Regions from separate parts of the Homo sapiens genome. Here regions 1 and 2 are each linked to region 3. A link is an interaction called in ENCODE POLR2A ChIA-PET data of the cell type or tissue named here. Cell type or tissue: MCF 10A. All regions are shown on one strand. Links, peaks and the distances in the headings refer to the core of each region. The heading gives the core; the rest is flanking DNA. Region 1 overlaps LOC107984606 (a long non-coding RNA gene). Region 2 overlaps LOC107984606 (a long non-coding RNA gene). Region 3 holds the start of LOC105370343 (a long non-coding RNA gene).

Region 1 (11,151 bases), core at 2,139-7,138, 180 kb before region 3:
TAACCTATGGTGACCACAGCTGACAGCTGTGGTATTCTTGGCAGGTGTCTCTCCCGTGCTTGTCTTTGTTTCTACCTTTGAAGAAGCAAAGCAGAGAACCCCAATTCGCCCTCTGTACCTTCAACACTCACTTCCTCACCACAGCTAGCTGCCTTAGGATAATCGGAATGAACTTCCCTTTGCCCTTGACCTAGATTTATGTCAGTCACCAAAAGAAGCCAAGGCGCTCAGATCAACCCATCACCCTCACATCACCATGTGGCCTTACACAGTCTCTGCCTGCCACCACCCAGAGGGAATTGGCCAGATAAGAAGGAAAGATGCACGATCCAGAAAGGAGCAGGGAGATATTCAATGGCTTCGCCCTCGAGAAGATGCGTAGTCATTTCTTCCACAGTGACAAGTGAGAAGGAAGGCAGGCAGATGGGGCAGCAATGGGAGCTTGTGTGTTGTGAGATCTGTTCTCGTAGCCTTTGGCTTTTTCTGTGATTTAAGTCATCAGCTGAGAACGAAGGTGGGACACTGGAGATTATAGCAGGGACAGGAAAGTTTTGAGGATAAAAAAAGAATAAAATAGTCATATGTGAAATTAGAAGAATGAAAGGCTATAGAATAAAGGATAATTGCCCAAGACCACTAAGGCCCCAGTCGTCTGCCTACAGTCCTGTAGTTTCTCATCTCCAAGTAAATATCAAGGACCTTATTCTGGCTCATAAGGCCTTCCCTTCTGACTCTCCGTATTCTGACTTCATCTCCTGTTCCTTTAACTCTCATTTATCCCACTCCAGTGAAACTTAGCTCTGAAGGTTTTCTGAAATTTCAGAAATGCTCCCACCCCAGGGTTTTTGTACTTTCCTTCTTTCTGCCAGTTTCACCATCTTTCCAGATCTCCCATTAGCTCGCTGCTTCACCTCCTTGCAGTTGTTCTCAAATAAGCCTTCTCAATGGGGCCTCCCCAAGCCACTGGCTAGAAAGATGAAACCTTATCAACAACCTGGCCATCCCTGTGCCTCTCCCCTAATGTATTTTTGCCCAACGTTTTATTAATTTTAAGTTAATTATATTTAACTTTGTTAGTTTATTATTTTTCTCTCCCAATGGCAATGATTCTTGTTCATATCCATCAGTGGTGAAGACTGTGCCTGGCACATAGCAGCACAAATGAGCTTTGTGGAATAAATAAATAGGGAGAATATTAAAGAGCTATGGAGGCCAGGCATGGTGGCTCACGCCTGTAATCCCAGCACCTTAGGAGGCTGAGGCAGGCAGATCACCTGAGGTCAGGAGTTTGAGACCAGCCTGGCCTGGCCAACATAGTGAAACCCCGTGTCTACTAAAAATACAAAAATTAGCCGGGCCTGGTGGCATGCACCTGTAGTCCCAGCTCCTTCGGAGGGTGACGCAGGAGAATCGCTTGAACACCGGAGGTGGAGTTGCACTGAGTTGAGATTACATCACTGCAATCCAGCCTGGGTGACAAAGTGAGACTCTGTGTCAAAAAAAAAAAAAAAAAAAAAAAAAAAAAAGGAATGATTTTGTCGTATTTATTTTATTAATATAAATATTCTTATTTCTTATATTGATGAATGGAAAACATTTACTAAATGCCAAATATATGTAGGCACTGTTCTTATCTTGGTGTAGGTACTTAACTTGTAACTCAATTATATAAGTACATGAGGTCTTTGCAGCTGTTTATACCTACAAATTAAATTTAAAAAAATTAAATATAAAATTGAAAAACTGAAAATATGCAAGCTATGTAAAGAAGAATGTTAGTAGCCTCATCTACGTGGATGCTTGCCTCAGCATTCTATTTGATATTGAAGATATAGACCTAATGTGCCTATGATAAGTTAATTGGTCTAACTCTGAACAGTTAGGTTGGGGTATTTCTGTATTCACTATATTCAAAACCATCTTGAAATATGCTGCTCTGGGAGCACCTAAGAAGCAAGTGTTATGCATTTATGTATTTTTAAATGGTTACCTTTGTTTATGACTTATAATGTATAACATACATTTTACAAATTATTACTATTCCTTTCTATCTGATTTTATTAAATACATTTATACATGAATTGATAAATACTATAAAAACTTTTTACTTATTCAGCCTTGTTATTGTCGGAAAACAATGGGCTTCCCTTTCCATATAGCTGAAGTCAGAAGATACATATCATGTGAAATAGAAGGTTGCTTTTTATGTGCATTGACAATGAAGTCATTACAATCTACAATTAAACTAGTTTTACTATCTAAATGACCAGTTGAAGTCCTCATTAATCAGACTTATTGAGTATTTGTGAAGTTTTCAATTTACACTACATGAAAAGTTTGTTATGTTGTATAAGAATGAAGTACAAAATGTATCAAATTACATAAATAAAGGGAAGTCTCATCTGAAATATATCAGAAAACAATGTGAAATTTTTTACAACTATCTTCAGATTGAAATTTGAATCAGAACGATCAATTCACAAACCACAATAGATTGGCCTATCAACCTTAATCTTAGCACCATACATTTTCTTTAAACAGGCAATTTACAAAATAGTGATAATTATTTAAGTAAACAACTTAGGCAACTTAAGTTTAAGTAAATAACTATCCCTATTTTATTGGAAGAATATTAAGGTACACAATTACTGAAAAGCAGATATCAGGCATATAGGTTTTCTGGGTGACAATATAATGAAGCAGGGAGTCTGGCCATTCAATCAAAATAAACAATTAAAACTTACCCTGTATGTCTAAATTTTAAACATTTTTCCAGAGGTATCCCTAATAAAAATGGAGTCTTTACATTTGACTGAAGTTATTCATTTATGGTGAATTCTCTATACTATTTTATTTTGAAGACAGTCTAAACAGCCCTTTCAAATATTTTGCCCTTATTTGAGCTTGTTTTCATTATTGTTCAAGTCTACTAAGTGTTGCTTTCTACAGTCCTTAATGAAAAGTTCTATTAGTTGTCATCGGTTACCCTACTTCTGGTGTTCACAGAGTCGTCAAATAGGTATGTTCTCCATGTGCGGTAAAACTAATAGAGTAACTTTACTGTGACAAAGATAGGATGCTAAAGATCTATGTGTAGATTTAGATAAATCCATTCATTAACTGTAACTTAAATATATACATCTACACATATATATAATCTATTACTTAAATAATCCATGATTTTTGCAATATAAAGGAAACTGAATAAATCACATGTAAAATAACTTTGACATTTTCACTTTGTAAGACATTTTTCTCCAAATATTATATGTTCATATAAGTTAAATAGCACTTTTTGGATATTCTAATATCAAAAATGGAGTAATCACCTTACATTTGAAGACACAGAGTATGTGGGTATAAATTGCCCCTAATAGCTCTGTGTATTTAAAATAGAATTGGCATAGAAGGTTTCTGATTTCTTTTGGAAACAATTTCAAAATTGCCCAATTTTCAGGGATTCTTGAATTTTTTTACACAATTCAGTTAAAGTTTTCTTATATCATTATGTTATAAAGCATAAAAATGTAATAATCCCTGGGAGGTTCTCATACAAGCTAAAATATTACCAGTAACTGCCTCTGCTCTAACTCTATTTCCACTCACCTTCCCACAAACCAAAGCTCTTATGCTGAATTTCGTATTTATTACTAACATGTTAATATATAACATGGCTTAATTACTAATATGTGTAAGGATAAGCAATATATTGTTTTCTTTTGCTTGCTTTGTATCACAAAAATATTATGCTGTACTTCCTCTTCTAGGGTCATATTAATTGATCAATAAATAGAAAATTAAAATGAAAAGAAAGCAATAAAAAAAACCAAGCACTCAGAAGGCATTTCCATATACATCCTCAATGACTTTCTCTGAAATGTAATACTATTCCAATTCTACCTACAGAGATTATCATCTTTACCTCTTTGTGATATTTATATAAATGAAATTATTAAGCATATACTCTCCTGTGCATGGTTTCCTTTATTCCATTTTAAATTTATAATATTCAAGTCGCTTCATACAGCATCACATCATTCTTAATTATTGCTGTACAGCATATTCCATTGACCCTGTTACCAGTCTATCAATTTTCAGCTCCAAATGGACCCTTCTCTCTGCTTTGTAACACTTTGACTGCTGGGCTCTGTTGAAATTTTTCTTTTACTAACTGATCTATTAGGCTTTGTCAATAGAGGGCACTAGAGAGGCTTCTAATACCATTGCAGGAGGAAAGAGCTTTCTTTCCTGCCTCCAGGGTACTGTTCGTGCAAAAAAACAAAACAAACAAAAAAAAAAAACCAGGAGATGAGGCATAAGTAATTCAGTAGTTCTCATCTAAGCAGCCCTTGTGGATCAACCCTGGCCAGCATTCTGTACCAGCTTTTTAACCACCAGCTGAGTGCGTGTTTCTGTGACAGCCACACACACCTTCTCCAAAGGATTTGAATCTAAGCCTTGGGGAGGTAGGGAACTAGGCATTTCTGGTGTTTTAAGTTCTTCCTTTGTTCACGCTCCTTAAAATAGGTGGTAGCTACTTTCTGCTGTTGCAAATTTTCTACCTGTTAGAGTTCTATTTTGACCCTCTTATGACTTAACCACATTAGTACTTGTGAACATTATTTCTATTAAATTTTTCCTGTTCAAATTACTTGTGTGGGACTTGCACTTCCTGCCAAGATGGAATAAACAGGATAAGATTCATGCCCCCACCAATAACAACAAAAACAAAAATCAGACAAAAATATACAGAAGACTAGTTTCAAAATACTCAAAATTCAGCAATGAAAGGCCTAATTATAATATATTTCCTGAGAGACAGAAAATAAAAAAAAAATGAGGAGGATTCTATTCACTTCCCCACCTTTTTTCCTCAAGAGAATTTCAAGGTGGTGACTTACAGAGGGGAAACTCAGGAACAGCCCAGAAGATTCCCTAAAATGAAGAGACTGGAACTGAGAGTCATGGGGCCCCAAAGTAGGTAGAGTTCTCAGGACACAGTGGAAGAGAGAGAGAGAAATCTGGGGATATGCAGAAATACTTTGAATGTTCATGAAAGTGCTGATTAGCACATTCATGTGAGCAAAGTATGTAGGTCTGAGAAAGAACCACACAAAAAGCTGAAATCAAACATTGCCCAGTATGCACACAAGGGCAGGCGTAGAGCCTCTTCCAGAAACTCCGCTGTAAAACCTCAATCCAAAGCATGTTGAGTATAGTACCCGAGAATTTCTTCCCACTTTAAAGTGCAGAATTAACCCTTGATGTAACTCTACTTCAGAACCATGTAACAAACCATAAAAGCAAGACCCAAATAAGTCACACTGTCTCCACTAACAGCATGGCAGAACAAAGTGCAAGAAGTTCAGCAGGATCTCTTCAGATGCCAGTAAACACAAACATTCAGTACTCAACACAATGAAGTCAAGTGTCAGGCATCCAATCAAAGATGATCACACATGCAACAAAGCAAGAAAATAAAATGAATGGGGGATTCAATCAATTGAATTCACTCAAAACTGACACTGATGTTAGAAACGGCAAACAAAGACATTAGGGCGGTTCTTATAATTGCATTTTGTATATTCACAATGTTAGGCAGACACTTGGAAGACACAAGAGAGGCAAAAGTCAAACTTCTAGAGGTGAAAGCTATAATGTCTGAAAAGTAAAATTGACTGGTTGTAACTAACAGCAGATTGGATATTACAGAAGAGAATATTAGTAAATTTAAAGACATAACAAAAATTACTATAAAAAAATAAGCAACAGGCAGAGAGCAGTGGCTCACGCCTGTAATCCCAGCACTTTGGGAGCCGAGGCAGGCAGATCGTCTGAGGTCAGGAGTTCAAGACCAGCCTGGCCAACATGGTAAAACCCCATCTCTAATAAATATACAAAAAAGTAGCCGGGCATGGTGGTGCGTGCCTGTAATCCCAGCTACTGGGGAGGCTGAGGCACGAGAATTGCTTGAATCCGGGAGGCAGAGGTTGCAGTGAGCCGAGATCATGCCACTGTACTCCAGCCTGGGTGACAGAGTGAGACTCTATCTAAAAAAAAAAAAGCCCAGAAGAAAATGATCGTAAAAAGGAGTGTCAATGAACTGTGGGTGAACTTCAAGCAATCTATTGATATCATATGCACAATTGGATTTTCACAAGGCAGGGGGGAAGCCAGGCCCAACAAATATTTGAAGAAATGATGGTTAAAAAGGTTTCAAACTTGGTGCAAACTACAAACCCAGAGATGCAAGAGTCTTGAGAATCCCCAAGCACAAGAAGCAGAAGAAAACTGTATATCACAATCAAATTACTGAAAACAAGTTGTACAGAATCTTAAAAAGCAGAAGAGAAAAAGACATGCTATATACAGAGAAACAAAGATAGGGATTAGAGTAGATCATAAACAATGCGAGTGGGCAAATAGTGGAACAACATTTTTAATGTTTTAAATGAAACCTAAAACCCAGAAGCCCATGAACAGCAGAAATAGATTTCAAACATGAGGTGAAATAAAGACATTTTCAGACATATAAACCTGAAAAATTAGTGTCATCACACCTGCTCTATAAGAAATGTTGTCTTTGTTTTTTATTTCTTTTTTCTGTTTTTGTTTTGTTTTGTTTTGTTTTGTTTGAGACAGGTTCTCACTCTGTTGCCCAGGCTGGAGTCCAGTGGCACAATCATGGCTCACTGCAGCCTTGACGCCCCCTAGACTCAGGTGTTCCTCCCACCTTAGTCTCCCGAGTAGCTAGGACCACAGGTGTGCACCACCACACCTGGCAAATATTTTCACTTTTTGTAGAGACATAATTTCGCCATGTTGCTCGGGCTGGTCTCAAACTCCTGGGCTCAAGCAATCTGCCCTCCCCTATCTCCCAAAGTGCTGGAATTACAGGTGTGAGCCACCGCACCAGGCCAAGAAAAATGTCTTTAAATATGTGAAGGAAGTCCTTCACACAGAATGGAAATAATTCTAGATGGTAATGTAGATTTACACAAAGTAATAGAGAACATCAGAAACAGTAATTACATGGTTCAATATGTATGAGCTTTTCTGTTATTACTTAAATATCCTTCTGGAAGTCTGAATATTGGTGGTTTACCTTGGTCCTCTCAAGGTTTGTCTTTTAGGGTTGTCTGTTACCACAAATTAATCTAGCATATCCTCAATGATACCAACTTATTTTGTTTCCTGTATCTAATGATTCCAAACGTGTTTTTCAGTCATATGATTATACAATTATTTTGAAATTATCTTTTTAGCTTTTCTCATGCTGGATGGTTTTTTCAAGTATGTAGTGACCTTTTATTACACGTTTACATTCATTGAAACTTTACGAATGGGATTTTAGAATGTCTTAGGGCTGATCTACTTAGGTTTTACTCTTACTTTTAGGACATAGTTTATTCCTGCCTGTAGCTTTTCTCTCTAGGTCCCAGCCCTTCTGGGGCTTCAGTAGAAAACCTGGAGTATTGACCCAAGATCTTTTCACCTTGGCTGGTTGTAACCTGCAGGAGTGAATGCTGAAATGGCCTTCAGATGCTTATTCTCTTGACTGCTGTAGTCTCCTAGGTGTCCTGGTGACTTCGTCTGCACCTTTACAGCTTAAGGGTAAGCTAGCAATTTGGAGAAAATACACATACAGATTTTTTGGCTACTTCTCCTGTATTTCCTATTCTTTGGGTTCAAGACATTTTGTCAGACCTGAACTTCTATTTTAGCCTCATGGCCCAGTAAGACAGCACCTTTCACTTAGATTTTCCTCTCGCATGCCTCGATTTGGAAAATCCCTTATGAAAAAAGTAGCTAAATGTGCCAGTCAAGGAACTTAAGCCTTTGTTCATTGCTCCGTGATGGAGCCAGAGACAAAAGCCTTCTTTCAGTAACTTAGAGTCGATGCTTTAAAATACAGCAATGTACTTCTCCTAAACCAGCCTCTGCAAACAGAAACCTTGCACTGGGCTCCACAGACCATAGCTCCAATGCTCCACCCTATCATTCCTTTCTCTGTCCCACTGAGACTTTTATATTTTATTTTACTTTTTTTATTTTATTTTTTTGATACAGGGTCTCACTCTGTCACCAAGGCTAGAGTGCAGTGGCGTGATCTGGGCTCACTGCAAGTTCCACCTCCCAGGTTCAAGTGATTCTCCCACCTCAGCCTCCCAAGTAACTGGCACTTACAGGTGCCTGCCACCATGCACAGCTAACTTTTGTATTGTTTGGTAGAGATGGGGTTTCACCATGTTGGCCAGGCTAGTCTCGAACTCCTGACCTCAAGTGATCTGCCCATTTCGGCTTCCCAAAGTACTGTGATTACAGGTGTGAGCCACCACACCTGGCCAGGACTTTTATATTTTAAATTTGCTTTTTTCTGTACAGTGAATGGAGCATCACGAAGCTCAATGTGTATCATGTTGAGTAAAACGGAGATGAGGAGAATTAGGCGGATCTACTCAATATCTCTTGGTACCTTTCTGTATAAGAACACATCCCCAGGCAACTACTTGAGTACATTTTCCAAATGTTCTGGTAGCTATGAGTGGTATAAGTAGTCTGAACAATAGGGATAAACCAAGAGAATGTACACTTCTCACTATTTGCTACTGTGTAGTCAGATTACTCAAAGCTTCATGTGCCATGTCCAATCATGAGATGATCTTGGGAGTGGAAATTATGCATTAAAAAACTGACATGGTTGGAGAAGCCGAGGTCTCTGCCACTCCACACTGCATCCATACCTCTGGTATGGCAACTTCAGAACTAGGTTCATTTGATAAAGGAAACTTCTGTCTTGTTCAAAATAGTGGGTATTTTTTTAATTATTATTATTTTTATGCTACTCATAGCCACATCAAAATCTAAATTTTACATTCTTTAATTCAGATGCTATATGATGATTTCTTTGTAATCCTACATTATTCAACTGTTATATTTACGAGGACCTAGATACAGAGCAACTGGGAAAAAAAAAGTTTATAATCATGACTTTATTTTTGATTCTTTCTCTGAAAGCAATGGGTATTCATACCAGGGATCCCAGAAGCCTATGTAGTAGAGATTTTTAATAATGTCAGTGTTTTAATGAGAGAAAAGGCAATGTTAAAATGAGTGAGGCAATGTTAAAAGTCTAGGTGACATGCTTATGTTAGAAGACATGTTAAAAAATGAGCACATAAAGTTGCAAGTCAGATAATGATTATTTTAGGCACCTTTGTAAGCCTGTAAAAATGTAGTGTGATTGATATTTAGCTCATTTAAAAAATCAAGTAAATATATGCTCCTTTTGTTTCAATGTACTGTTTCAGTACATATTTTTTCTTATATTGAAGCCATTTAATTACATCCCTTCTAAAACACTTTAAGTGATTATATTTGAAATAATTTGCCTGATCTCCAAATGGCTGAAACACCTTGGTGAATTGGCAATGCAACAGATTATTTGGTCACACTGCAAATTGATTAGATTTGAGGACACTCCATTTACATAGTTAAAACGACTTTCCCCTATTTCAGTTGAAAAAAAAAAAAACAGGTTTTACTATGAAGGACATCAGGTAAATGCAATTAAATTCTCACTAAGCATTTGCTTTTAGGTGAAATCGCCCTGGTTTCTACAATCACTTGTATATGTATTTTTAGTTTGGTTTATAAAAAAGTTATGTAAATTTCCTATTTTTTTAAATCTTATTGAGATACATACTTTTCAGTTGACTCATGTTGCAGCACAGTTAGCATCTGCTCAAATTACTAGGAGGACATTAAATAAAAAGTGAGCATGTGTGCATCTTTAAGACATTAGAAATGACCAGCTGTTTTATATTCTCAGAGCCCTTTCAATAACAAAAAGCTCCCAAGTAGCTTCCAGTTAAGGGGTTTTGGAGAAATAGGTGGGGGGGCGGGGGACTGGCAGGCTGGGCTTGCAAACAAGAAGCTATAATAGTATCACTCAGCAGTCCCACATTTCCTGTGTCAAGCTGATGACTGTGGCCCTAGCAGGTGGGCATGCCAAAGGCCAAAATCCATGTCTAGGAAGGCAGAAACAATCTACAGACCCCGTTCAAATATCCCTTTACAATATAAAAGAAATTACATGTTCACTCTAATGCAATATAGAAAACTGTGGTTCCTCTTGTCCATTCAGGCTATATTATGAATCATCTTGAATACACATAGAAAAAATCCTGTTGTGTAGCAAAAGAAAGCTTTTACACTTTTCTTCTCCAACAGCTGGTAATGAGAATACTTAATTAAACTCTTGTAATATGATACCCCTGCCAACATCACTTGCTAAAGCACACTCTAAAAACGTCATTTATTCGTTCAATCCCAAAGTGCACAAGACCAATGCTGCGCAGTTCTTGTTCTCAACACAAATTTTCGACAAATATTGACTCATGTGATAGACCCAATCAGGGTATTTCTCGATGCAAGTGAGTCCTCTGAAGATGGCTCAGTTACAAATGAGTATGAAGGTGCCAGTGTCCATGTCTCTGCCCTAAGGCACTGTCAAATGGACTTCGCTGTTTCACCCAGGGGCACACACTTGCTCCCAGCTATGACAATCAAGTTCTCATCCCCAGATTTAAGAGATGTGGAATGGAGAGAGAGAAAGCCTGGTGTCTCTTATGAGGAGTCTCAGAAACGGCAGAATTTCCAAGGCAAAATCCACACATTCCTACTGCTGATTTTCTAGTGTTTTTTTGGTTTCTTCAGTAGCTTTCTGCTTCACTGAGTTCTTATTTTCATTCCATGAGCTACTGCTGTGCCACTCCCGCCAAAATATTAGTAAGAGTTATTTTTCTGTTTTTTGCAATCAAGAAAGCATTACTAATATGTAAATTAGTATATACTATACCTCTTGCCATTATTGTGAGCCACTATCCCTATCTCTAATGCTTAGGTTCTTATGAATCTCCACATTTTTAAAAAATAATCTATACCACCTCGGGCGACAACACATATTACCTAGATAAATCTTTAAATTGTTTAAAATCAACCTCCTTTAAACTTCAAGATAATATCTTCTTCAAATAAGAAGAATGGAAGGGAATGCAGAATTGATAGGATATAGATTATAAGAGGTTGGCAAAAAAAGGAGATGTGCATCAAATGTAATCATATAAGGCATTTAAGCACAGAAATATT
Region 2 (11,151 bases), core at 3,846-8,845, 150 kb before region 3:
CAAAGATATTAATGAGTATACTATCACGCAGCTGCCAACAGACCCTGTGTAAAAGAGAGCTGGAAAACACAGTTTTGCATCTACGAATTAGAGGGCATATTTGGTTTTAAAATTATCTTTGGCTAAAAGCATGTAAAGTATTTTAAACTAGCAAGGCATGAGAGGTGAGTCCGTTCTTCATATCATGCCAATACGTGATATGCAATTTAGCAGTAAACATCCTAGGAAACTCTGCCCTTTATAAACCCACAAAAATTTGAAGTTCACACAGTCAGCTCAGTTTGAAAATATATCTATTATTCAAAAGTTTCAAGCAGAATACAGTTTTTTTCGTATCTACAGATATCAGGGCAAATATGCATTTAGTGCCTGAATTGCTTGAATAAAATACCTACTATTTTCTATTTTTCTGTGAGTACGTAGGCATGGATTTAGAGGGTCATCTCGGACATCACATTTTTACATACCTGCGCACACACGCACACACTATTGTCTGAATCAGTTTTCAGGAATTCTACTGAGAAAACAACCACGGGCATGGAGCCCCTGTAATATATATTTGAATGAAGCTCATAAGAAATAAGGATTTGGGTCTCACTCCTATGGGAGATATAAAGAGAACAGTACACTGACAGCATCCTTGTACTTAGCAGAGTGGATAAAAATGTGCATAAATTTACAACAAAACTATTTTCAGTTTGCACTGTAATATTTTCTCAGATTATTTATTTTTATTGCACTATGTATTAGACTTACAATAGGGTTCTGTGACCAACACGAGGTAATGGACAATGTCTGAGGAAATGGATAATGAGGATGAAGGTAACACACAGGTGCACTCATGCAATTGAACCATTTATTAAGTTTATTACCTTTTTTATTGCATTCACCCATACAAAAGCTACATTGAAATGAGGGAAAAGTTCTAGTGCAGGCCAAAAGCAAAGAAATGCAGTGTTAAGGATGCACTTTTATTTTTGAATTGCCCCATTGGAGAGTGTATATAGACATAAAACACAAATTTTATTTCTCCAAAATGAAAGAGGGGACTGGGAAATTGAATGAAATTACCTACACAAAAGATGAAGTATATTCTTGAATTCTACAAAACTGAGCTACAGCATATGTCATTTAAAAATAAATAATGCGATCTACTTATGCTTGATGTGTGAGATCTATTACAAGGAACCCTATTTTATGTATTTTATTAATTTAAAACAAAATGTCAGGAATAATTTCCTAAATGGCCTCCTGGCCTAAGTCAGGGTTCTGCAATGTACCACAAACGCCAAAATGACAGAAAAGGTGATTTTGAATGGCAGGGCCAGGGTGGCCTTAGGCAAAATATTGAAAAAAGGTGGATATCATTGTCCTCCCTCAAGCAACCCCATTAGCACAACACTTCTCCGTTCACGAAGCTGCCTGACCTCAACCCCAGGCCCTCATCCCAGATTCCAGGCAAGCCTCTGTAAAACTTCAGAAGTTCTTGAACCAGTACAGGTTGAACTGAAGGCTTTTATTAGCAAGAAGTTGCCCACATCACAAATCTTCCTCACCTAAGGGCACCTTCCTGATGCCCATTTCAAATCCTGACCTGAATATTGAACCCTTTACCTAAATCTGAATAAATGAAAACTAAGCATGGTATCTTTAAAAATGAGCCAACTCTTGGTTCAGAATTAAAATATGATGCATTTTCCTAAGGTTCTGTTTCAAGTACTGTGGTCCGAGCATGGCCCAATGGACAAATTGAAAAGTCAGTCCCCTCCTCTGGGAGGAACTATAGAGTGACTTCTACACAGAAGCTGTTCTATGAATTCAGCCTCTTTAAGTTCTGTGATCATCTCTGGGAGAAGTTACATTGAGCTCCTCCTCATGTCAATCTGCAATTGATTTCAGGTACTCAATAACAGTATCATGCTATTTACAACTACTGTGGGTTCTTGATACATTTTTTTCATGTAATTTTTTCAGTTTTTTTCTGTTTTTCCTTTTTCCTGTAACAACCAGTTGCATGTACACATCATTTAGTACATATATAATACACACAAATTCACCTTGACATAATTGTTTTTATATGAGGGACCTTTTCTATGTACTTGTAGCTGATCCCGTGCCTTGGAAAACCAGCTCGTCCATGTCTACAGTTTTACCAATCACCTCTTCTAATTCTTAAAATGCAAGAGGCATCCCTCACACAAATTTTATTCTTTATTTCTAAACATCTATCCTTCTCACATGAATATGAAAGAAAGTTCTCTTTTATTACTTTTTTAACATTTGTCTTTTTTTTCTGTAGAATATTGTTTTTATCGTCTTTACTTTCTTAATTTTGAGTAGACAAAGGGTGAAAAATAACCAACTGTTTGTTACAGACCCTAGCTAGGTGGCTGGCTGAGTTAAACATCCCTGACTTTAAGAATTGAGGTACAAAGTTTGTGATCGGTGAAAAGGGACCAATTTCCATTTCTATATTCATGCATTCTTTAATGTTTCATAGTAAACATAAAATGAAAAGCCTAAAATGTAAGGCTTTTGTGGGTGGTTTCACAGTGGTTTGCTAATGGCAGTTTGAAAACTGGCACTCTTGACAGGTCAGGACAAGTTTATAGGTCTATATGGGATTGTGAAAACAAATTTCATTCCCCTTTAATCAGGACACAGTTGTCAGTTGGGTTCAGTAAGGGTCTGGCCAATCGGGTCACTCACAGTCTCTCAATCATCACAGAATTAGTTGGTTAGGATGGCTGCTGTGAAACCCGGCTTCCTGTTATCTCCTAGGCAGTGCTGCTCACTGATGCTAGAAAGGCATGGTAAGAAAAAAAAATTTAGTGAAAGAGAATTTAATACCAAATTGTTGAACCTAAAATATCTTATAACATTTAAGTTCTTTTCCTGATTTCTGAAAAAAAAAAAAAGCATTGCAAGAGCTTGAAAAATATAAAAAAAATAGAGAAAATGCATCAACTTCACCTGTTATTCTACCTCCATTGATGACTATTGTTATCAGTGCATTGTATATCTTCCAGTTTATATAAATAGAAACATACTAATCTGTTATTTATATTATATTATAAATATTTTTCTTTCATAAAATTGGAAAAATAGTGCATACCGTTTTATCTGGTTTTTTTTTTTTTTTTTTTTTTTTTTTTTTTTTAATGGAGTCTCTCTCTGTCATCCAGGCAGTCTGGGGTGCAATGATGCAATCTCAGTTCACTACAACCTCTGCCTCCCAGATTCAAGCGATTTTCCTGCTTTAGCCTCCTATGTAGCTGGGACTACAGGAGCCTGCCACCACGCCCAGCTAACTTTTGTATTTTTAGTAGAGACAGGGTTTTGCAATGTTGGCCAGGCTGGTCTCAAAACTCCTGACCTCAAGTGATCTGCCTGCCTTGGCCTCCCAAAGTGCTAGGATTACAGGCGTGAGCCATCATGCCCAGCCTTGTTTTATCATCTATTTTAGTTTATCTACATAGTTTAGACATTTCAGAATATGTTTAAATACTCAGCAACAAGACTTTCAATAGCTACACAATATCCCAGATCATGGGTTCATAAACTAAAGCCCATGAGCCTACCCAGCCTGCCACCTGTTTTAGTAAGGCCTATAGAGTAAGAGTGATTCTTAGAGATGAATATTTGCAATTGATCTGATGAGGAGGAACACTACATTTGGACCTTAATTGAAGAAAATGCTATCCCACAAAAAACAAACAAACAAACAAACAACAACAACAACAAAAACACTCCATTCTTTTCATTGGTAGACCTGTGATATTAACAGTAAGAATTCCAAAGGCATTCCCAGTTTTGGGTTATTCCATCAAACACTGTTGTAGGTACTACCAGCAAGGAACTTTGCACATAGAATTAAAGATACTAAGCTGACCTTAGGACAGGGACATTACCACTGGGTTATTCAAGTGGTGCAGATGTCATCATGAGAGCTTTTCAAAGCAGAGGGGTCATTTATACACAGTCACGGAAGAGGAGATGGGAAATGAGCAGAAGGGGAGGAAAGAGAGATTTGAAAGCACGAGAGGGACTCAGCTTCCATTGCTGACTTTAAGGATGGAGGAAGAGGCTTGTGAGTCTCTAAAAGCTAAAATGACCCCAGGCTGGCCTGCAGCTGGCAGGAGAATGGGGACTTCAGTCCTACAATCGCAATGAAGTAAATCCTGTCAAAAACCATGATGACATGAAAGCAAATTCCCCACTAGAGGTTCAGGAAGAGAACACAGCCATGCTGACCCCTTGAGGTCTTGATGTCTGCCTTGTAAAACCTAGTGCAAAGAAACAGCTGAGAAACATGGTACCCTCTGGACCTACATGATGGTAAAAAATTAAACAGGTATTGTGGTAAGGCATTAATTCAAGGTAACTTCTTACAGCAGCAATAGAAAACTAATACAAAACCCATACTATTTCAAAAAATGCTTGATTATTATTATATTTTCAATTTTATTAAATATATGTGCAAAATTGCTTTCTGTTTTGTTATATAATAGAATTGTCTACAGAACTAATTATAGTTTCCTCTTGGCACACAAAGCCTAAACAATTTGTGATTTGTTATCTGGTTCTTTATAGAAAAAGTTTGCCAACTCCTGCTCTAGGCTATATTTTTACAACAATATATGTAATGGTTCTGTTATTCCTAAAACATTGATTTCCCAGTCTTCCATGTCTCATTCTAGCTTGTTGCACTTGGATTTCTCCTATGACAGAAACATAGAAATTCCCGTGAAGCCAAACTCAGGTGATGTTTCAGGGACACACTGACTCATAAAAATAATCTACCATTGTGGGGCCATTGTTGCTGTTTTTGTGAAACACGTAGGCTTATCAAGATTACCAAGATAAGGCATATTATCAGGTTAACTAGTATTAACTTCAAAGTTGAGATGATCTATGGATAACTGGTTGGGTTAACACCAATGACAGCTTTCCTAGTTACATAGTCTCAGATCAGCGCTTCAGTCAGACATTGTGGACGCTTTAAGGTGTCTAAGAGTAATCATATAACTTTGGGGAAAATGTGTCTTAGATAGGAATTTATTCTGCTTTTTAAAACAATAGAACAATTCATATGACATATAGCTGAGTATTTTAATTAATATAGATTTGAGACAGTAAAAGCAGTTGAATCAAAATCAAAGATGAGTAACTAAAAATACAAAAGAAACAGCAAGTAAAGGAAAAACTCAAGAAATATTAAATTTTAAATATGTTTAGCCAATTAGAAAAATATCAGTTACACATGCAAGTTGAAAAATCTAATTTTTAGAATTATGTATTTATAATTTTTCAAGTATAATATCATATGATTGTATGTTTGTTCTTGCTAGCAAAGAAACATAACATGACTTTTGGAAACTTTTAATTAATTTGCTAAGTTAACAAATAGGCAAACACATACATTGTCAGAGGAAATAACGAAGGTTTTCGGTGCAGAAATGCAGCTGGTGGTGTACTCATGCACTTAGACATGTAATATAGCATAAAAAATTCACTATTTGTAAAACAGTGTTGCAGTATATATCAATAACCACAAAAATATCCATAATAACAATGACTCAGTTATATCATATTTAAGAAATATTCATACATTATTTTGTAGAAATCAGTCAAAAAGAAAAGTTAGAGAATAGTCGGTAAATGTGATATCAAGCAATATCTTTGACTGAAGATAGCCATATATCTAGGCTGAAGGATGAAGTGTTCCTCATACAAATTTTGGCTAAATAACAAATTTTGTGTTGAAATTATACTGGTTCAGATATGAAATCATCTTAATCAAACATTCTTTAGATCCAACAATGAATCTAAAATCTTATCAAGAAAATTTAATAGTAACACAATTTTATTATTATAACTTCACTTCTAAAATGTTTAGAAACTTCTTGAATAATCAACACCGTTGGCCATTAATTTCTTCTTGAATTCAATATATTAAATTTTTTTCATTAATGTTGATATTCGCTTTTAGTCAAGGTCAATGGTAAAGGAAAATTAGGGCTGGTTGGGTGAGCTGATACTTTTTCTACAGATTTTTTAATACACAGACTAAAGATAATTTATTATGGATTTTATTATTTTATTTTGCAGTTTTTCATTGTTATAAATTTTCAGATATCAAATACAGTTTATTGACTAACCCACAACGTGAAAATTACACAAAAGTTGTTTTTTCATGACTCGTACGCTAAGTGGAATTTAATAAATAAAAATTCAATGCGGTTCTTAAAATTTTTCAATGTAATATTATAAATGTTACTACCCCAAATAATTTTACAATAATAAAAATTATGATAGAAACTAAGGTCTATCAAACTACTTTGTATTGTAATTTAATTTTTTTGCAAACACCTCTTGCCTCAAAAATTCCTAAACTTATCTTTCTAACATATCTTCGCAACTTTCATATTACCTGCCAATCTTTACCTATTTATTTAATTAGTTGAAATCCTTAAAATTTGTTTGTGTGTATAAAATTAACAGCTTTCACAATAAGCACTAATTGCTGCAACATTTTAAACTTGCAAAAATAATTACACATTTAAACTGCTAAGCTGAAAGTCTTTCAACTTATAAAGCCCATTAGGAGGTATTCACTCCAAGCCAGTAGAACCTTTACCTCTATTGATGTAACTGTGTTGCTATTAACACTAAATCTAGTGGGATACCTTAGTCTTACTACGGACATTGAGAGCCTCACTGGATATGATGGTGCCAGAGAGGACAAAGCAGCAGGTATTTGGCAACTGGAATTTCCCAGGCTGAGGCTAAGGAGAGGCTAGCCAGCAGCCAGCAGATGAAGGCAGATGTTGAAATCTCTAGCACTCTCAGGGCACCAGAAACCACAGCTGCCTATTTTAAATAAAAATAAGGTTACTCACAGCACTTACAGAAGACATGTGACCAGTCTTGGGAAATGATCATAACCAAGTTAACTCCGAAGTCGAGGTAAGAACAATCCCAATGACTGTCGTGGAGCAGGAAAGGTCCTTTCCCATGTGACACCAAATCCTCAATGAATTATGCATATCTCACTGTCATTCCTGACTTTGCATAACTAGCTTAAAGTCCAAAGCCCAAAGACATAGTGATTAATAAGGTCTCAGAGTTGAAAGAACAAGGCTCTTACACTTGGTCCTTTCAACTCCTAGAATCTTCTAGAAATTGTCCTAGAATACTTCCTATAGTGACCGAAAGGAAATTTCCCACAGGGATATTGGGAAACTGTTAATAACTATTAGATTATTCTATGATCCATTTGTTTTGTTGTTCTATCTAACCTGCTGCAGATAGGGCAATCAATAAAAAGACCGAATTTCTGCCATGATTGAATTAACATTGGAGTGGAAGATAAAATCAATAAACTTAGATCGGCATTATAATATCCCATATAGATAAATGATAGGAAGAATAATGAAGCACAATATGGAGATTGAAAATATGGGATGCAAAGTCAGTTTAGACAAAGTGGTCCTGAAGTTCTCACTGTTATGGCGAACCAGGAGCAGAGACCTCGGTGAGGGGAGAAGTTCAGCCGCTAGATGGCTGGAGGAAGAGCATGCTGGGCACAGGAAATGGCAGGTGCAGAGGCAGGGTGCTTGATGCGGTTGAAGAATAACAAGGAGCCTCTGTGACTGAGGCACAATAAGCAAAAGGGAAGTGCATTGGAGGTAGAGTCAGAACCCACATCACTTAGGGGCTGGGGCCAGGGAGAGAACGTTGAGTTTTCTTCTAAAAGCAGCAGGAAACAATTGTAAGTTTTTCAGTTAGAAAAGATATGATCTTACTTTCCCAGGAATTGCATGTGGTAAGGCATTATGCTTCCAACTATAACTTCCCATGGAACAACTTCAGAGACAACACGAATGTCAAAAAGCAGAAATAGTCATGCAAATTTGTGGCAGAGAAGCATAAGTAGAAATTACATGGCAATTATAGGAGAATTAAAGGACATGGAATTATATAGAAAACTGTGTAATATTAAGTGAAAAGATGATCAAATGGTAAGTAAAATATATATGTATTAGGATAAGGTACAAAATTAGGGTAGTTATGTTAAAAATACTATGATTATATGTGATTAAAATTATTTAACTGTGTTTGTTGCTTTTTCAATGTTGTTGATGCTTATAATCTTTGCTAACTCAAATTCTCCCAACCAGTATGTATGGTGCACACAGATGTACTGAGAAGACCTAAGGGCAAGCTGCCCTATTTCCAATCTCTTCACCTCCCATTTTCATAGATTGTCCCATTGCCAGCCAAACTCACTTCTTCTGTTTAACTGTTCTTACTAAGTATATCCCTACTTCTAGCCTGCCAAATAGAAAGTATCCTTGGGCTTCTTGTCTTCATTATATGATCAACTAACTCCAACTCATCTTTCTGCAACATATTTTTTGTAATCCTTACAGTAACTTTTGGCATGGTAAATGGGACCTTCACTGTACTAAAACAATTTAGAAGTATCCCACAGAAATTAGAAACAATGTTTGGTGTGCATAGTTTATCAATACACATCTATAATTTTATAAGCTAATCTGATTAGTTGTGAATGCAGTGGTTATATTTAAAATAAAATTTTAATTGGACGAGTAGCCTCATCTGAGCTCTATGGATATTTCAGCGGAAGTCAGAAATGGAAATTGACCTAAATTGGCATGGTACCTTAGGTTATGGTGATCTTCAGTAAAATAATTAACTAGCTTAGTGTTTATGGGCCAATAAGCATTATGTTGATGTCATCATATGCCTTCAGAAAAGCAGAGATGAGCAAGTTGTCATTATTGTCAGACCTCCTGAGGGGAATCCTACCTTTGTAATGCATTGCCTTTGTGACTATAGGCAAGTTACCTAACCACTCTCAGAGTTAGTTTCCTTGCCTGAAAAATATAGATAGTAATGTTCTTTAGCTCATAAAGTACGAAGATAAACATATACTACATGAAATATAATTAGCTTATCTCCTAATTCAGAAAGGAATTTTTGTTTGTTTAATACCACTATCATCACAACCATAACTACAAACAAAGCCACCAACATCACACAACCAACTTTTCAACCCCCGTCCCCTCCCTTCTCAATGAAGTTTAATATATGGTTTATAAGTGTAAGCCCTAAGTCCCACTGGGTTCAAATCCCAGCTCTGCCATTCACCAACTATCAATTTATTTGTCTTTTCTTTCATTTAGTCACCTATTAAATAGAAAATAATGCCTACATTATAGCATCACTGGTAAGATTCAAAAGGTTGATATAATGTGCTTAGAACAGTGTCTTAAACAAAATACGAAAATGTTAGCTTTTACTCACTCTAATAAATTCCTTCTTTGCACAGGTAAAATTTCAGATTTTGCATTTCTACATGTGTCTGTTTTTTATAAACTTTATGTGTCATTATCATTGCATATTTTCTGCAATTTAATGTGGTTACTAATAATCTGAAACTTTCTAAAGAAAAATTAAGAAGAGTAAAAAAAAAAAAGTTATCATTCTTTCCCTAAAATGTAAAGAAAATAGCAGCACCTGAAGTTGTTTTAAGCTCTTTGACTTAAGAAAAAACGAGAAACTGGTAACATAATGTTATTGGGAAAAATTGCTAAAAATGTCAAATGCTATGGACATTTTTCTACTTACAGGAAACTGTATAAGTTATATTGGGGGAAAGTGAGTTCCACTCTTAAGGATTTTTGACAACTAAGCTGTAAATAATATTTTACATACTGGGTTCTCTATGGACTGTCTAGATAAATGTCTGGCCTACTGTCATCTATGGGACTTTCCTGTCCATCTCGACTTTTTCAGGTATAAACCATACCTTAGAAAAGGCTGTGCACAGCAACCCTTGGGAATGGTGCAGACCTGTGAATTTACTGGTGGCGGTGAGGGAACAGTTGTCTGCATGTCTGCCGACCAGAAGACTGTTGATTTAACTACAGCACACAGCAGACCCAACTTTTTAAAGCTATGAAAGATGGGGATTTTTCACACTCTTTTTTTTTTTTATAACCTGCCACCTTAACCTGCCTAAATAAATCATTTGAAGTTCTAATATAATTAGTTTTACCATCACTATGGTCTTCTGACTGATCATTTCTTTAACTAATGTAAGCCTGTAGTAAGAAAAATAGTTAAGTATCTCTAGCTCACTTTAGAAATTTGTAAAGCCTCATCGCTTCTGTAACAAATTCCTGAGCATAGAGCCATGAAAAATTGATATATTCACAGGAAAAATAAGAAAATTAATGGTAAACATGTGTTGCCAAATGCATTTAAATTCTAATTTGGCTAAGTCATTGGCTACATTTAACAGGAAAATTTGATGTACCTCACTCTTGACAACCATCAGTAAATTTATTCAAAATTTAAAGCAAGATTTGGGGCAAATTTTGTCAGGATCAAAACCATTTGACCACCCACAAGTATAAGAGACAGATGAAAATATTATTTAAACAACTGTATCCAAATAGAGTTACTGATGGACAAGGAATGAAAAAAGATATGTCTCATACTGACTCCCAACACGTCTATACCAGAATTCCTCTCTGATAATTTAAATAATATCTCAAATAGATTCCACAACTTATCTAGTTACTCTGAACTATTAAAACTCATTCTAATGTCTGGGCATTAAGAATCCTGTTTGGTCTAATGTAGAACTGTCAATCATACATCCACTTCAAAAGTCAGCGATTTATGATTTACATCTCTGTACCTGCCATTTCCCGTACACAGCATGCTCTTCCTCCAGCCACCTCATGGCTGAATTTCTCCCCTCTCTGAGGTATCTGCTCCTGGTTTGCCACAACAGTGAGATCTTCAGGACAACCTTGTCTAAACTGACTTTGCATCCCACGTTTTTATCTCCATATTCTGTTTCATTGTTCTTCCTATCATTTATCTACATGGGATCTTATAATGTAGATCTAGTTTATTGATTTTATCTTCCACTCTGATGTTAATTCCATCATGGCAGAAATTCGGTCTTTTCATTCATTGCCCTATCTGCAGCAGGTTAGATAGAACAACAACAAAATGAATGGATCATAAATAGATACGGTTTATGATCTAAATAATATCTCAAATAGATTCCATAACTTTTCTAGTTACTCAGAACAATTAACACTCATT
Region 3 (11,151 bases), core at 3,228-8,227:
TGAAAAATTCCTGTGGTCTAATGATATAGTCATCATAAGATTATAACACAACACATTATTCATATGTTTGTGGTGATGTTGGTGTAAACAAACCTGCACTATCAGTCATATAAAAGTGCAGCATATACATTATATACAGTGCATAATCCTTGATAATGGTAACAAATGACTATATTACTGGTTTGTGTATTTACCATACTATATTTTTTACCATTATTTTAAAGTGTACCTTTTCCACTTAGGAGAAAATTGTTAACTGTAAAATAGCCTCGGGCAGGGAAGGGACCCAGAAGATAGCATTGCTATAGGAGATGACAGCTTCTTGTGTGCCATTACACCGGAAAACCTTCCAGGGGAACAAGATGTGGAGGCAGAAACAATAATGGTGATAATCCTGACCCTGTATAGGCCTAGGGTGGTATGTGTGTTTGTGTCATGGTTTTTAACAAAATTTTAAAAAGTAAAAAATAAAAGTTAAAAATTTAAAGTAGAGAAAAGCTTATAACATGAGGATATAAAGAAAGAAAATATTTTTGTCCAGGTTACAATGTGTGTTTTAAGCTCAGTGTTATTACAAAATAGTAAAAAAAAGTTTACAGAATTAAAAAGTGTATAAAGTAAAAAAGTTACAGTAAGTTAAGTGTATGATTGAATAAAAACAATTTTTATAATAAACACGGTATAGCCTGTATGTACAGTGTTCATAAAGCCGACAGTCATGTCCCAGGCCATCACAACCACTCACCACTCACTCACTGACTCACTGAGAGCAACTTCAGTCCAATTAACTTCATACATGCTAAGTTCCTAGACAGGTCTACCATTTTTTAATCTTTTATGCCATGTTTTTACTGTACCTTTTCTATGTTTAAATATGTTTAAGCACATGAATGCTCACCACTGTGTTACAATTGCCTCCAGTATTCAGTCCAATAACATGCTGTACACGTTTGTAGCCTAGGAGCAGTAGGCCGTATACCACATAGCCTAGGTGCTAGGCTATCCCATCTAGGTTTATGTAAGTACACTCTTTGATGTTAGCACAAGGACAAAAATCACCTAAGGACACATTTATCAGAACACGTCTCTGTCACTAATTGCATGTCTGCACAAGGCTTATTGTCTAAAATTTCCAAAATTTTGACTCAATATATTCAAAAAAGGAGTTATTTGCAGCAATTGCATCCACTTTCTTTAGTGCCTTTATGTTTACTTCAATGCCAATTGCACAAAATTCTTCCACAAGTCTATATTACTGTTGAAAATGTCTTAAGGAAGCCATATATTTCATTGTATTGCCCCTGAAAAATGTGGGCTCTTTGAAAGCAAAATTCATGCTTTCACCCTGTATGGAACTCACGGTCTTTCCCAGGGACTGCATAAGCCTCCTCAGTACCTGATAGGAGTCTAAAGTCTGCCCAAGGAATCAATCAGTCATTTGCTAAGAAGGGGGAATAGAAAGTGAAACAAAAAGAATGAGGCTGGCAATTTTTTATAAGATTGTGGCATGGATTGATATTTATACGACTTTTTGACAATGCTACACTGTTTTGGGAAAGAATTTTATGTAGCCCAACTGCCTCCACATTTGTAATGTTCGGCATCTCTAAGACTGGGCAGGTTACCAGGTCACAGTTCCGTGACATCTGAATAAATTTCATAACCAGCTGGGGAATAGTTCACTCTTGGTTGATCCCGTAGTGGACGGTCTCTATTTATGGTTAAAAATGGAGGACAATAAATTATTTTGATTTAGTAGTTATGAGTTTAAAGTGCGCAATTTATTGTATTTTTTCTAGACCCGTAGAATAACTTCTTTTGATCCTACTAAAATCTCTTCCCTGAGGAAAAGAAATGTAGTAAGAGTTGGAAATGGACATTGGCCTTGGATAGAGACTTCTGTTTTCTAGGATGTGAGCATTATGCCAAACTTTGCTAACCTGGGTGGTCATTTTCAATGTGGACATTTTTCCAAGGAAGTAGACCGAAACCACTAAACATATTTGCTCCATGAGCTAAACCACAATAAAACAGAGGTCTCCTGTGTATAGCTTTCCTCACCCTTTGAATACAGCTCATTCTGACTTTACTTCCATAAGAAGCAAATTCCCTTTAGAAAGTTTCTCTTTGAAGGTTAAATGTAGTTGTGTAAGTGTGTGAATGCCTGTGTATCCAAATGCAATTACATGCAAGTACCTGATTAAATGATGAAATGACCATTTCTTCGGGACAGTTAAGTGTCCTCTGAGAGTTGAGGCATGCCAGACCCCCAGACTCCAGCTGGAGGATCAGTCATCACCTATCTATTGTAAATGTGAATGCATGAAACAGGCAAAATTTTGAAGTGTTATAAACCATTCATAGTAAGATTCCAAAAAATGTAGTGCTGTTGTTCTAGATGTCTATTTGAAAACAAAGTTTAGTTTTTCTGGCATTCTTACCGTTGTGACTGTCCAACATCATTTCAGACACTATACCTAATGCAGTATTTCCTTTGTCTTCATTTTTCTTCCTGTATGAAACTAGGGCTCTGTCCTTTAACCAAAGTGAAAAGGACCATGGATTGTTAGGCCAGAGAACCTACGCATCACACACAGTGGAGCGAAGTGAAATAGCTCATGAGAGATCATGATTGGCAGGCAGCAGGCCAGGAGAACCTTGATCTGCTGCTTGGCCTTGGCTGTTAGTAGCATGCCCAGCTGACTTCAAGGCAAGAGAGCATCTCATCACCACATTCCCCCTTTCTATTCCATTTGGAGGAGAGTAAAACTTTTTAAAATTTAGCATCCTATTTACATAGCACCAATGACATGATTTTTCTGCCTAATTCTGAGAAGTCAATAAAATAATCCAAATATCATGTAATTATCTATTTCTTCAGTGTACTTGGGCAGATATTTCTCCTCTTTTTGGTTCATTTGGTATATTTACATATCTATATCTATCCAGTTAGCCATATATAACCCAAAATGTACAATACTTTTCATTTCTTAAGACGCAGGTGATATATTTTAGTTTGACATATTCCCCCAAAATGTATGTACTATCTTGGATATGAAAGTTATATAAAATTTGAGTTCAAGGTGAATGTCATACTGACTTATTCTGTGAAACTGAAGAACTGCTCTCCCAGCTGCCACATTGTCCTAAATAGAATGAATCTGGTCATGTTCCTAGACGGTGCATAGAGGGGAAATTGCTCTGAAGCTATGCTGTGATGGGCAGGGCTAGAGAGACGTTCTGCTTGCAGAATTAGATATGTAAATTGACACAACCATAGGTAGTGATGATTTATCCCTGGTGATTTTAAAACTTAGATGTAAAACGAATCTACTGCATATTAATAGAAATTATATGTATTGCCTTGTTTAAAACAAAAATTGGTGTTTGTATTTTTAGTAAATGCAAATATTTTATACAACTAATTACAATATATGCTCATAATCAGATTTTATAAATGACATTTTATTCAATAGTATATATTGGACAACTGCACCTTTACAAACCCGTATGCACGTGATGTTAAATACTTAGATATCTTTGTATCATTTTACATTAAAATAAATGTTGAAGAGAAAGCCAATGAACTGAAAAGTTGAATCAATTTTAAAAGAATTACATGTTCTGCAAAACAGTAAATCAAGTAATAACATTCTAAAATTAGTTTATTTTGTCAGAATAAAAATCACGATTTTCTTCCTTAGTTTTTACCTACTATGCAAAAAGAGCCAATTTAGATCCTTCCATGATATCAATAACCATGTTGTAATTGGTGATTCTGCATGTAGAAAAAAACAAAGAGCCAAATCAATACCTGGGCAATAGAAAGTGACTTTGGTGGTGGTGGACATAATTCCCATTCAAATGGGTAAAGCAGCTCAAGGCAAAGACTATTTAATTATTGCCAGTGATGACAAATTGACCTGAACTCTACTTGTATCACATCGTCACAGCTCTCAGATTGCTGGACTGTATTGCTTCTTAATCTTTTCCAGAAATGGCAGAGTGGAATGATTTTAAGTTATTTAAACACAGGTACCTATAATTGTCTTAGAGTTTCTACTGTTCACAGAAGCCTATAGACCAATTATTATATGATCACATGAGCTTTTCTAAAACCATTTGTTTCCTCTTGTGTAATCATTCTGTAAGCATCAAAGCAGCCATAAGTATCAACCAATGATTGCTCCTCCCATTCACCACGCCCCACCCTGTCTCACATCTCACTGGTTACATCTGCAGTTCAGTGATCCAGGGAAATAAATGTTGGAAAAGAGCAATGAAATAGTCATGATAGTTCCACTTATTGAAAATAGTACTACTTCTCTCTAAATTAAGTGTGTAATTGGCAAGACTTATGTATACTCTCATAGGGATTAGTTTTTATTGATCTAATTAGGATGAAGCTTGGGAATGACTTGCCAGTCACCCTGATAGAGCAGCAGCTGCACATTATTATTTTCTTCAAACAGAAAATGGCATTAGTGGGTGAAAATAAAGCATGATATTCCAAACTTATGCTCTGTTACTGAAGGAAGAGTTTGTGAAACCAAATATCATGTTCTGATGGAAAGAGCTGTTCAGGATTTAAATTTTACCTTCTTATCAATAAGATGGGAAAAGAGGTTTCTGCATTTTATTTTCGATGGCAAGTATCATTGCACTGTTAGTGAAAGCTATATACATTTGCAGGAGACATTGTAAAATACATATAATTGTAAATCAGCCTTAAATAACTCAATTTTACCTGAAAAGACAGGTTCCTTTGCCTTTGTAGTTGATTTTAATATCTCTTGATTTTTTTTCTTTCATTCCGATCAAAGGTAGCAGAAAGAATTTCTAACAAATGTTTGCCTTCCCATGTACAAGTCAATGTTGTAGATTATCAGCAGGAATTATACTCCTAAAACAATTAGAAAGAAATGGGCAAAGATGTTTTTTATCTAATGAAATCACTACGCACAGACAATGGGTCTGAACATATTGACCCAGTTATTAGGCTAGGCCCTGTGAACACATGTGGCCGCATTCACTGATCAAACTCCATTAAGATAGTCTTACTGATTTATCCCTGGGCAATGATGAACATCCATGGACACTGAGTCAATATTTTGAAGAAGATTATAGGATAAAGTACTGGCCTTTCGTTTTTAAGATTGCATCAATTTTGAGCCATGATTCAAAGTCTCTAGCCCTGAATAAGTAGAGCTGAACTCCAAAGTACATCTTGGTACAGTTAAGATGATGAAATTAATTGGCTGAGGTTAAAGTTGTACTCATTTAAACAGAATGCAAAGAAAATACTCAGCTTGTGAGATCTTTAATGAGGACTTCTGGCATTTGAAAATGTAAAATCCAATATAAACATACATTTGTTTTTTATTATTTTTCAAAATATATTTCTGCATTTCTATTTCTGACTGATATGAAATTTATTAGCAGTTAATTTGATTAAATGTGAAAGCTGTTATATAACAATGTGCTGATATTATTTTTCTCTCCATGAAAGTTTCATTTTAATTTATATGCTCAATAACCTTTTTTTCCTTAGGATTGTTGTAAAATTTCTAATATTTGTATGATTTAGATTAATATAAGATCAAGGAAATTATTTTGTTTGTTCCTACTGTAATAGTATAGCTCAATGTTCTCTCTCTCTCTCTCTGTCTCCACATACACACACACGCATGCCTAAATATATATTGCTTTCTTTCACTTTTATTTCTCAATGTTATTGTGAAATGTGCAATTGAATTATAGAACTTTTTGTTTGAGTCATTTTGTTTTTCTTTCTTTATTGAGAAATAGTCTTGTTTGTTTATTGAGAAATAATCTTGCAGATCAGGAGGTCAGGAGATCGAGACAATCCTGGCTAACAATCTTGTTTAATCTATTGAGAAATAATCAGAACCTATGGTCTGATAGTTCATAAGAGGAAAATGCAAGTCTAAAAGAATACTTATAGCACATTCTGATAAATGAAAATAGTTTCCAAGTTTCTTTTTATGCCTATGTAAGTGCAAGTCCCCTTTAGAGGGAAGGGGTAATTGAGCGGTTTAGGGAAGAATCAGTAAGAGTTTGTCAGCCAAGAAGTAGGGAAGGTGACCCAGGACAGAAAAAGTGCAACATCTGAAGTGGGATCGTACAAGGACATGGCCACATTGTGGCTGGTAGTCGAAAAGGGTGATAACTTCAGTGAGGTATGTGGGGCCTGATCACAGAGGTCTTTCAATGCCTTATTAAGGTGATTGAATTATACTCAGAAAACAATGCACAATAGCTGAGGTCTTTTAATCAATGAAAGGACATATTCAGGTTTATTTTAGGGACAATAAACTTGTCAGCAACATGTGCAGCAGACAAAATCTAGGGAGCCTGGCAGCCTGGAAGACCGTTGAGGAGGTTGTAAAAATAGTGCAGGCAAGAGATGGGGAAACTACAGTATTTCTCTAGCTTTAAGGAAAGATTATGATGATAAATTGGAGAGATCAAATTCGGATACGTGTGTTTGTAATAAATAGATTTTGGTAATAAATCTAAATTTAGAAGGGAGGGAGAATAGCTGGGTGATGAGGACATAAAGTGACAATGGAAATGTGTGATAAATACCAGGTCTCATGGAGGAGGAAAGGAAAATACAGTGGATTAGTGTAATTACATGAGTGCTGGCTGGGCAGCCAAGGGTCGAGGTCCAGGACTGGCTCTCAGGAGAGATGCTTCAGGGGGACTAGAACTGAAGGAGGGCAGTCGTCAGAATGTAGAATGGGAGTGGAAATTCTCAGAACAATTGTTATCCTGAGACAGTGGTACCACATACGGAAGAGCAGAGCTGAGAACCCGGGTGGGCACACTGTTCAAGGCCAGGGAAAGAAAGCAGACCAACTCAAAAGTCCGAAGTGTGCTAGAAATGGAACCAAGAGAATGGTGCAGTGTAATCTCCGAACGAAGGAAACTCCAGGGGAACAGAGGCTTTCAGCTTTCAGGAATAATGTAAAAAATAAAAATTGGGCCGGGCACGGTGGCTCACGCCTGTAATCCCAGCACTTTGGGAGGCCGAGGCGGGCGGATCAGGAGGTCAGGAGATCGAGACCATCCTGGCTAACAAGGTGAAACCCCGTCTCTACTAAAAATACAAAAAATTAGCCGGGCGTGGTGGTGGGCGCCTGTAGTCCCAGCTACTCGGGAGGCTGAGGCAGGAGAATGGCGTGAACCCGGGAGGCGGAGCTTGCAGTGAGCCGAGATCGCGCCACTGCAATCCAGCCTGGGCGACAGAGCGAGACTCCGCCAAAAAAAAAAAATAATAAAAATAAAAATAAATACAAAATAAATAAAAATAAAAATTGGCCGTTGTTTCTGGTCACGAGTGACTTCAGGATGACAGGTTTCAATAGAGCAGTGGTTGTGACCTTCAGAACATTTGGCAATATTTGGAGATGTTTTCGACTGGCACGACCTGGATGTGGAAGAAGAGCTACCGTCCTGCAGTAGGTAGAGTCCAGGGATGCTGTTAATCATCTTTTCATGCACAGTCCGGCCCCAACAACAAAGAATTACCAGAATAAGAAACTGCAGCAGAGTGAGAGGATCCAGGTTCGTTCTGAATGAGTTGGACAGAGAATTTGAGTTTAGGGACAAGATAAACTAATAAAGAATACTCTCTCAAGACCAAGCAAACAACCTAAGAACTAGAAGCAATTTATGTCTAGGAGCAAACAGTGTATAGGAAAAACCAGAATAATGTACTACAATATTGAAAAACTAAAGCAGAAAATTGCTTATAAAATATTCTTATCTAAATGGCATTGTCATATGTGGATTTGGGATGAGTAGGACAATAAAAGAACTTATGCTGTAAAGATGAGATATGGGGCAATCTATGCAAGTTCAACATAAATCTTCAGCAAAAGAAATACAGATAATATAAACTTGGATTATTAATGGCATCAGAAAAATTATGGCAAAAGGAAGAGATAACTTTCATCAAGAAAGAATAAAATGCTACCCAAAGTTCAGCCTTTCATAGGTCAGAAATAAAGAATATAGAAGGAGAGTTATAAAGATATAGAAAATAATCCAATCACAGGCAAGATCCAGACATATGTGGTACCTTGGAGTCAGCTAGGTTTGACACATTAATCTAATAGAGGTAAAGTCATCAGGATCACCCTTCCTTCCAGGATGAGGGATGCCTGGGTTATGAGATTAGGCAGAGCAATCCAAGTCCCAACACTCCCCAACAATGCAACCTTGGACACATTGCTTACTCTTTTCAAGGGGATCTGGTTTCTCTTTGGATTTGAAAGGGAAAGTTGCAAAGTTTTACTTAAGCCTTCTCTTTTCCCTCAACTACCCTGAAGACTTATTGCCCTGCTATTGATCTTCCAAGGTCCAAAACCAGTGTCTTAAAATGCTTTCTGCTCCCAAATATTACCTAAAGTTCTATTATACCTCATTAAAATTGACATCCCTTGGGTGTTGATCGGCTTGAAATAACATTTTATTGTAACTCATCATAAATTATATGATTTCAACGAAGAGATGGAAAATACAGCTAGCCAGAAGTGTTCTTTTTATTTTATTTTATTATTATTATACTTTAAGTTTTAGGGTACATGTGCACAATGTGCAGGTCAGTTACATATGTATACATGTGCCATGCTGGTGTGCTGCACCCATTAACTCGTCATTTAGCATTAGGTATATCTCCTAATGCTATCCCTCCCCCCTCCCCCCACCCCACAACAGGCCCCAGAGTGTGATGTTCCCCTTCCTGTGTCCATGTGTTCTCATTGTTCAATTCCCACCTATGAGTGAGAATATGCGGTGTTTGGTTTTTTGTTCTTGCGATAGTTTACTGAGAATGATGATTTCCAATTTCATCCATGTCCCTACAAAGGACATGAACTCATCATTTTTATGGCTGCATAGTATTCCATGGTGTATATGTGCCACATTTTCTTAATCCAGTCTATCATTGTTGGACATTTGGGTTGGTTCCAAGTCCTTGCTATTGTGAATAGAGCCGCAATAAACATACGTGTGCATGTGTCTTTATAGCAGCATGATTTATAGTCCTTTGGCTATATACTCAGTAATGGGATGGCTGGGTCAAATGGTATTTCTAGTTCGAGATCCCTGAGGAATCGCCACACTGACTTCCACAATGGTTGAACTAGTTTACAGTCCCACCAGCAGTGTAAAAATGTTCCTATTTCTCCACATCCTCTCCAGCACCTGTTGTTTCCTGACTTTTTAATGATTGCCATTCTAACTGGTGTGAGATGGTATCTCATTGTGGTTTTGGTTTGCATTTCTCTGATGGCCAGTGATGGTGAGCATTTTTTCATGTGTTTTTTGGCTGCATAAATGTCTTCTTTTGAGAAGTGTCTGTTCATGTCCTTTGCCCACTTTTTGATGGAGTTGTTTGTTTTTTTCTTGTAAATTTGTATGAGTTCATTGTAGATTCTGGATATTAGCCCTTTGTCAGATGAGTAGGTTGCGAAAATTTTCTCCCATTTTGTAGGTTCCCTGTTCACTCTGATGGTAGTTTCTTTTGCTGTGCAGAAGCTCTTTAGTTTAATTAGATCCCATTTGTCAATTTTGTCTTTTGTTGCCATTGCTTTTGGTGTTTTAGACATGAAGTCCTTGCCCATGCCTGTGTCCTGAATGGTAATGCCTAGGTTTTCTTCTAGGGTTTTTATGGTTTTAGGTCTAATGTTTAAGTCTTTAATCCATCTTGAATTAATTTTTGTATAAGGTGTAAGGAAGGGATCCAGTTTCAGCTTTCTACATATGGCTAGCCAGTTTTCCCAGCACCATTTATTAAATAGGGAATCCTTTCCCCATTTCTTGTTTTTGTCAGGTTTGTCAAAGATCAGACAGTTGTAGACATGCGGCGTTATTTCTGAGGGCTCTGTTCTGTTCCATTGATCTATATCTCTGTTTTGGTACCAGTATCATGCTGTTTTGGTTACTGTAGCCTTGTAGTATAGTTTAAAGTCAGGTAGCGTGATGCCTCCAGCTTTGTTCTTTTGGCTTAGGATTGACTTGGCGATGTGGGCCCTTTCCTGGTTCCATATGAACTTTAAAGTAGTTTTTTCCAATTCTGTGAAGAAAGTCTTTGGTAGCTTGATGGGGATGGCATTGAATCTATAAATTACCTTTGGCAGTATGGCCATTATCATGATATTGATTCTTCCTACCCATGAGCATGGAATGTTCTTCCATTTCTTTGTATCCCCTTTTATTTCACTGAGCAGTGGTTTGTAGTTCTCCTTGAAGAGGTCCTTCACGTCCCTTGTAAGGTGGATTCCTAGGTATTTTATTCTCTTTGAAGCAATTGTGAATGGGAGTTCACTCATGATTTGGCTCTCTGTTTGTCTGTTATTGGTGTATAAGATGCTTGTGATTTTTGTACATTGATTTTGTATCCTGAGACTTTGCTGAAGTTGCTTATCAGCTTAAGGAGATTTTGGGCTGAGACAATGGGGTTTTCTAGATATACAATCATGTCATCTGCAAACGGGGACAATTTGACTTCCTCTTTTCCTAATTGAATACCCTTTATTTCCTTCTCCTGCCTAATTGCCCTGGCCAGAACTTCCAACACTATGTTGAATAGGAGTGGTGAGAGAGGGCATCCGTGTCTTGTTCCAGTTTTCAAAGGGAATGCTTCCAGTTTTTGCCCCTTCAGTATGATATTGGCTGTGGGTTTGTCATAGATATCTCTTATTATTTTGAGATACGTCCCATCAATACCTAATTTATTGAGAGTTTTTATCATGAAGTGTTGTTGAATTTTGTCAAAGGCCTTTTCTGCATCTATTGAGATAATCATGTGGTTTTTGTCTTTAGTTCTGTTTATATGCTGGATTACATTTATTGATTTGCGTATATTGAACCAGCCTTGCATCCCAGGGATGAAGCCCACTTGATCATGGTGGATAAGCTTTTTGATGTGCTGCTGGATTCGGTTTGCCAGTATTTTATTGAGGACTTTTGCATCAATGTTCATCAAGGATATTGGTCTAAAATTCTCTTTTTTGGTTGTGTCTCTGCCCAGCTTTGGTATCAGGATGATGCTGGCCTCATAAAATAAGTTAGGGAGGATTCCCTCTTTTTCTATTGATTGGAATAGTTTCAGAAGGAATG

The links. Peaks named below come from ENCODE experiments on the same cell type or tissue, not always from the same donor. Only the 100,000 strongest peaks of a DNase experiment are listed, where the experiment ranks them.
Region 1: POLR2A ChIA-PET joins it to region 3 with 6 read pairs; 1 of 35 experiments calls an interaction of 5 or more read pairs at or near these places.
Region 2: POLR2A ChIA-PET joins it to region 3 with 6 read pairs; 2 of 35 experiments call an interaction of 5 or more read pairs at or near these places.

The regions. Positions count from the first base shown.
Region 1 is chr13:104,769,665-104,780,815 of GRCh38, forward strand. All of the region lies in intron 3 of LOC107984606 (a long non-coding RNA gene), which reads right to left. Among named protein-coding and RNA genes, the nearest start is that of DAOA, 690 kb to the right of the region's middle. In MCF 10A, for the core only: a CTCF peak has its summit at 4,189 (motif pointing right); a DNase peak (open chromatin) is centred at 4,217.
Region 2 is chr13:104,802,819-104,813,969 of GRCh38, forward strand. The region is part of intron 3 of LOC107984606 (a long non-coding RNA gene); the gene reads right to left. Among named protein-coding and RNA genes, the nearest start is that of DAOA, 660 kb to the right of the region's middle. In MCF 10A, for the core only: no CTCF peak of the experiment used is centred there; a DNase peak (open chromatin) is centred at 6,833.
Region 3 is chr13:104,948,628-104,959,778 of GRCh38, forward strand. LOC105370343 (a long non-coding RNA gene) reads right to left here and starts at 6,743. Exons shown (of 3, transcript XR_001749998.1): 1 at 6,659-6,743; 2 at 4,748-4,903. In MCF 10A, for the core only: no CTCF peak of the experiment used is centred there; DNase peaks (open chromatin) are centred at 5,194 and 5,724.